Regions from separate parts of the Homo sapiens genome. Here region 2 is linked to region 1. Evidence: chromatin loops called from intact Hi-C (ENCODE). Cell type or tissue: endothelial cell of umbilical vein. All regions are shown on one strand. Each heading gives the region's core, and the rest is flanking DNA. Links, peaks and the distances in the headings are about the cores only. Region 1 has its middle 83 kb from the start of PLSCR4. Region 2 has its middle 37 kb from the start of PLSCR1.

Region 1 (2,920 bases), core at 120-2,619:
TGTCTCACACTGTCCACCTTTATCTCGGCCGTCTGCTCCAGTTCTGTGACTCCTGCTGCCCCTATTCCTGCAGCTGCACTCCCTGGTCTGCAAGGCCACATCTTAGTAACAAAGTTAGCCTTCAAAAGGCCTTGCCCTACTGGATCCTCCAGATCTAATCCAGAGTATTTTCTATCTGATCTCTGAGCCTCTGCAGGAATGCAGAGGGAGTTTCCTCTTTTTCTTGTTGAATTTCGAATGCCTTTGAGACATTTTGTGTTCAAGAGTGGACTCTTTGATCCCTTTAATTATTAGTTCCCTGAGGTTCTGCATTTGGGCCTGGTCCCTGGGATCATTATTATCCCATTTGGGTTCTACATTTGGAAATTTTTATTTGGCTGGCAACACTCCTTGCCCAGGAGGGTGTTGCCTCTCCCAGATAGTCATGACCACTCTCCTAATCATTTTCCTTTCTTCTCCTGTGAACAGGATATTCATGATGGACATCAATTCAGCCCAGGTGTAAAAGCCGGTCTTCTAAATAAAAGGGATCTTCTAGGAGTGGTTTCATTTCCTCTTGAAATTCCTAACTTCAGTACTTGTAAGAGGAGCATTTACAAAGACAATCCCTCCCCATCCCATGGGAACTTCCCTAAGAGGGAACATGCTAGATATCTGCTGTGTGGAAGGGATAGGGAAGTTCTCAATATCCCTCTTACACTATTCTAATTCTTTTCTTAAATTTGGATAAGGATTTAAGGGAGCAGTTGGTTCATCTCCCCCATGGTCTCCAGGTCACCTTCCTCTAACCCACCTGTTGCTCCTTGATATTCTTATGCCCAATTTTGTGAGACATAGGCAGGGGGCGAGCATGATAGGGGGTCCCAAGGCTTTTCAGTGGATGAGGGCTCTTTACTAGACTTTTCTTCTGCTTCTTCTTCTTTGAGGGGGAACATGGCAGCTAATTCCTTGATCCAGCAGAAAGCGTAACCTATCTCTTCTTGTGAGGATGCGGTTTTATCATTCATACAGAGAGTTAAAGTTTGGCACACCCAGTCTTCATCTGAGCCAAACTTAGGCCAAAAGACTGTAGGCTTATGAATGGGGTCTTTGGGCCAGATAAAACAGCAATACTTTATCATCTTTTGCTATTTCTTGTCCCTGGTTCGAGGGTTGTCCCTCAAACCTGCAACATGCTCCCCAAAGGACTATCCGGGGGAATGTCAGAGGGAGTCTCTTTGGCTCCCTCCTTCCTTTGTCTCTTAGGCCTAGAATTCCTGTTTCCCATTTTCAGTCTCTGTGTCTGAGCTTTTCCCTGTGTACTCAGCCCCCCCCACTGGAGGTTTCTTGCACACCCCAAGAATTGCTTTGTCCATGTCCAGCCGTGTTTCCCTTGCAGGAGAACAGAACTGCAGATTGGGACTCCGCACTCGCTTTGTATGCTGGATACATCTCAGTTACACACACTTAACCTCCAAAAATGCCCAACCACCATGGCACTACTTACAGTCCAATTTTCCTACTTCGGCTCATGCACGAAGTTGCCTGGTTGCTGTGGGGCTTGCTTTTCTCCCTGTGTCACTTCCGATGCCTCCTGAATAACAGTCTCAGTTTTGTCTGTGGCCTCTGTCGGGAGCCAGGTGCCCAGAAAGACCAGGTCACCTACATTGGGTGGGATATGTCTCCTTTCTCAGCTAGAGTCCCACTCCATGCAGGCACAGAGATCCCAGACGAGCCCTCAGATTTGTAGAAAACATGCTCACCCATCCAAACCCAAAGAATGGATTCAGAGGCACAAAGAACAGAGAAAGTGAGACTTTTAATAGCAGTCTTGCAAGATCAAGTGTCTGGTAGGCAGGCACACCTGGGGTAGCTACAGCAGGTAATTTATCTCCTAGCATGCAATTTATCTCCTAGCATGCAAGTCCCTCCCCTAGTTCCTAATGGGTCGAGTACTATGGTGTTACAATCTTCCCAGATGTCGCCTGAGTTTTATTATCCCCCTTATAAGGTTATACCTAAGTCCCCCTTCCCCGTTAAGTTTTGATTTCCCAATAATGAAACTTTCTTCTCTTTTATGGGCTGATCCCTCCTCTTCATTCTGTTCACTTATTATGACTTTCTAACAGAATGAGCCATGCGGTTTGTTACATCCGCAGGCTGGCTGCCAGTGCTAGATTTATCATGCCTTGAAAATGGACCATCTAAAATATTTTCTCACAATTATGAATTCTCAGAGGACAAACCTTTAGCACAGGCCCAGAGAGGCTTTCATTTACTTCTCATTTGCCAGTGGAAGAATGTTATCTATTCCACCCTTTATATTGGAATGTGTCCCTTTAAGGGTTCCCATTTTATTGGGGGTCTCTATTACAGTACCCTTCTTGCTCAAGCCCAAGCCCTCACAACTGCCTAGCCATGACTGGTAAATCAGATCCCCGTTCTAAGGAAGGTGGGCAACTCTTTCTCTTGCAGAAGCCAAAGACAGTGTTAGTCTTTTGTGTAACACTCAGATTTTTCAGATTGTTTCTTACTTTTTGGCCCCATGGATTTCTCTAAATTTCCTTGGAGCTCAACTTTGCATGCATATAGGTTTTAATTATGCTTAGCTCAGACTTTCAGGTTTTTACATGATATACTTTGCAACACTGTCAAATATGGATGTGACATAATTGTTAAAAACACATACAGATTTTAATGTAAGGAACACAGGAGAGAGAATGTTCTAACATCAACATAAAAATTAAAATAATGTTCTGGTTTTGAATTATGATTTTTGGCAATAATTTAAAAGGTACTCCTTCACTTTCTATTTGAAAAGACATGTATGATATTTATGTTATCATACTATAGAATTTCAAAACCTTTGAAAATGTTTATTTCCAGTACTGTTTCATTATCCCAGCCTACATCTTTCTCCCATGCTGGATGCTTCCTGCCC
Region 2 (2,920 bases), core at 297-2,796, 170 kb before region 1:
TCTTCATGTTGATGTAAATCTTCTCTAAGATGATCAACATTTTCTTAGAGAAAATACATACCATGCTCCTCACTTCCTTTTGTATACTTATCAGTCATTAACATCCATATCTCTTCAGTCTTGTCTTAGTTGGCACAGGCTGTTACAACAAAATATCATAAGCTGTCTTAAACAGGAGACGTTTAATTCTCATAGTTCTGGAGCCTGGGAAGTTCAAAATCAAAGTACCAGCAGATCTGGTTTCTGGTGAGGGACCTCCTTCTGTCTTGGAGAGAGCCACCTTCTTATTGTGTTCTCACATGGCAGAGAGTCCAAGCCCTGGTCTCTCTTCCTCCTCTTATAAGGACACTCATCCCATTATGAGACCCCCACCTTTATAAACCTAATTGACTTCCAGAGGCCTTGACTCCAAATACCACCACATTAGGGGTGAGAGTTTCAACATATGAATTTGGCAGGAGAGGTACACAAACATTTAGTTCATAACATTCCACCCCTGGCCCCCCATCATTCATGTCTTTCTTGCATGTAAAATGTATTAATTCTATCCCAATAGTAGCAAAATCCATAACTCATTCTCTCATCAACTCTGGACTTCTAAGTCTCATTTAAGAAACATCTAAATCAGATATGAATGAGACTCAAGGTACAATTCATCCTGAGGCAAAATTTCTTTCCAGCTGTGAGCCTGTGAAACCAGATAAGTTACGTACTTCCAAATTTCAATAGTGGGACAGGCATAGAATAGACTTTCCCATTACAAAATGGAGAAGTTGGGAGGAAGAGAGGAGTAACATGTCCAAATCAAGTTCAAAACCTAGCAAACAAATGCCATTAGATCTTGAGGCTCAAGAATAATTCTTTTTAGTTTGATGCTCTGTCTTTGAGACCCATGTCCTGCAAGGCTTTTTTGGGTGGGGGTTGTGCCCTCAAAGCTCTGCAATGTGAGAGTCACATCCACCCCCAAGGCTCAGCTGAGTGAATTCTCATTCTCCAGGCTCCAGGCTGCCACTGTCTAGCCTGTTGAAACCAAGGCAATGGCTCTCTCCCCCATTGAAAACCAAGGAGACAGACCTGATGACCTCTGAATTGCCCTCAGGATTACTGCTTTTCTTATCTTCAAGAGTAGTACACATCTGCAGCTAAATAGCTTGATGTTCTGGTACTGTGGGCTGTAAGAAGTCCTGTAGCTTCTTTCTATTGAAACTGTTTCCATTGTCTTTAGCTCTGTCAATCTGAAATAATCAAAAGAATCAGAATTCAGTCTTGAAGAATTTATTCTAGCAAAAAGTTTGGAATGATCATTAGAGAAACATTGGCTCCAGAAAATGAAGTAAGTTCCAGTGGAGTCACAGATTAGAAAATGAGTCAATGAATATACTTGATGCAAATCTCATGCAGTTTTTTTTTTCTTTTTTTAATAATCAACTAATCTATGTTAACTGAGACTCCTTGTTCTCCAGCTACTCAATCCACAGGTGGCCTGTGGCTCCTGGTAAACAGAAAGGATAGCAATGTAATTGAAGGCTGTTGTGACTCCTCTTATTGTAGGCCAACTTACAAATATCACCAGGAAATAAAGTCTCATCATTCTCATTGACTAGACAATAAAAGAACAATGGGCCTTGTAAGGTGGGAATGAGGAAATGGCACAATTAAAAAAAAATGATTGGTTAACATCAGATTACTTCAGGTTACTTTTTTGTAAGGGTTAAAGCAGAGGGACTTCCTTATTATGCTGACTCAATCAGATTGAAATTTCCTGTTTTCAGGGGAAAAAAATGGTCTGCTTGGGATCTGTCTGTTTCCTTAAAGTTTCAGTATGATTGTGTAACATTTGGCATGAGTGACTCTATTGTGGTTTAATCTGGTTTGTTGGAGTCTAGTGCGTGAGCTCACTCCAAAACAATGACCTCCCACAATTTTTGTTTACACACACACACACACACACACACACACACACACACACACGGTATATATTCACTTTTTTTACCCCTATTGGTTCTCTTTCTCTGGAGAACCCTGAATAATATGCCAACTTTCCTCTTTCCTCTATAATCAACTTCAATGAATATTTCTGTACATGTATCCTTGTGCTCATGTCAAAAAAAGCATTTATGATTATCCTTATGAGTAAAATTGCTGCTTCTAAGGGTCTAAACATCATTATGAAATATTGTAATATTGCTCTCCAAATAAATCATACCAATTTATTGTCTAAACACCAGTGTATGACCATCACTACAGCTTTACATCCCCCATCAGATCTGGTATTGTTGGGTTATGTTTTGTTTTGGTGAATTCCCAATATTTTTAATTGGGAATCTCATTCTTGTTTTCATCTGCATGAAATTGTGAGGTTGAGTATGTTTTCATTTGTTAAAATTAGATGTTCATGTTTCCTCTAATGTGAATCATCTTTTTGCACACTTTAGTAATTTTTGTATTTGTTTGCTGTCAACTTTCTTATTAATTTGTAGAAGTTTCTTTTTATGCAACCAAATCTTTTATAAGTTTGTAGGCATTGTAAATATCTTCTCTCAGGATATGGCTTTTAATTCACTTTATTTGTGAAATAATATTTTTGTTGTCTAGAGAAATTTTAAATCATATCATTTTTTCAAGGTTTGTATTTTTTTTCTTTTGTTTTGAAGGTTTATTTTTCATAGATAGGTCATTACTCCATTTGGAACTTTTTAATATATGAGTAGATATCTAATTTTATTGTATACAAACAGCTAATCGCTCCAATAACAGCAAAGAGTTCATCTTTTCTACTGATTTGTATTGCTACTTTTGCCAGCCATCCACTTTTCATAGATTTATGGATCTGTTTCCAAGCTTACTCTCCTATTCTGTTGCTCAATATTTTTGTATAAACAATTCCCTTCAAATATTCCTGACAGCTTATTTCCTCTTG

Evidence for each region. A loop is a pair of places that touch in the nucleus more often than their neighbours do. Peaks named below come from ENCODE experiments on the same cell type or tissue, not always from the same donor. Only the 100,000 strongest peaks of a DNase experiment are listed, where the experiment ranks them.
Region 2: it touches region 1 in a loop (2.4-fold over the local background); 3 of 110 quality-filtered maps call a loop at or near these places.

What each region holds. Positions count from the first base shown.
Region 1 is chr3:146,332,749-146,335,668 of GRCh38, reverse strand. No RefSeq gene overlaps it. Among named protein-coding and RNA genes, the nearest start is that of PLSCR4, 83 kb to the right of the region's middle. In endothelial cell of umbilical vein, for the core only: a CTCF peak has its summit at 1,355; a DNase peak (open chromatin) is centred at 1,308.
Region 2 is chr3:146,505,664-146,508,583 of GRCh38, reverse strand. No RefSeq gene overlaps it. Among named protein-coding and RNA genes, the nearest start is that of PLSCR1, 37 kb to the left of the region's middle. RefSeq lists an enhancer at 1,168-1,833. In endothelial cell of umbilical vein, for the core only: no CTCF peak of the experiment used is centred there; a DNase peak (open chromatin) is centred at 1,743; H3K27ac peaks cover 1,949 bases.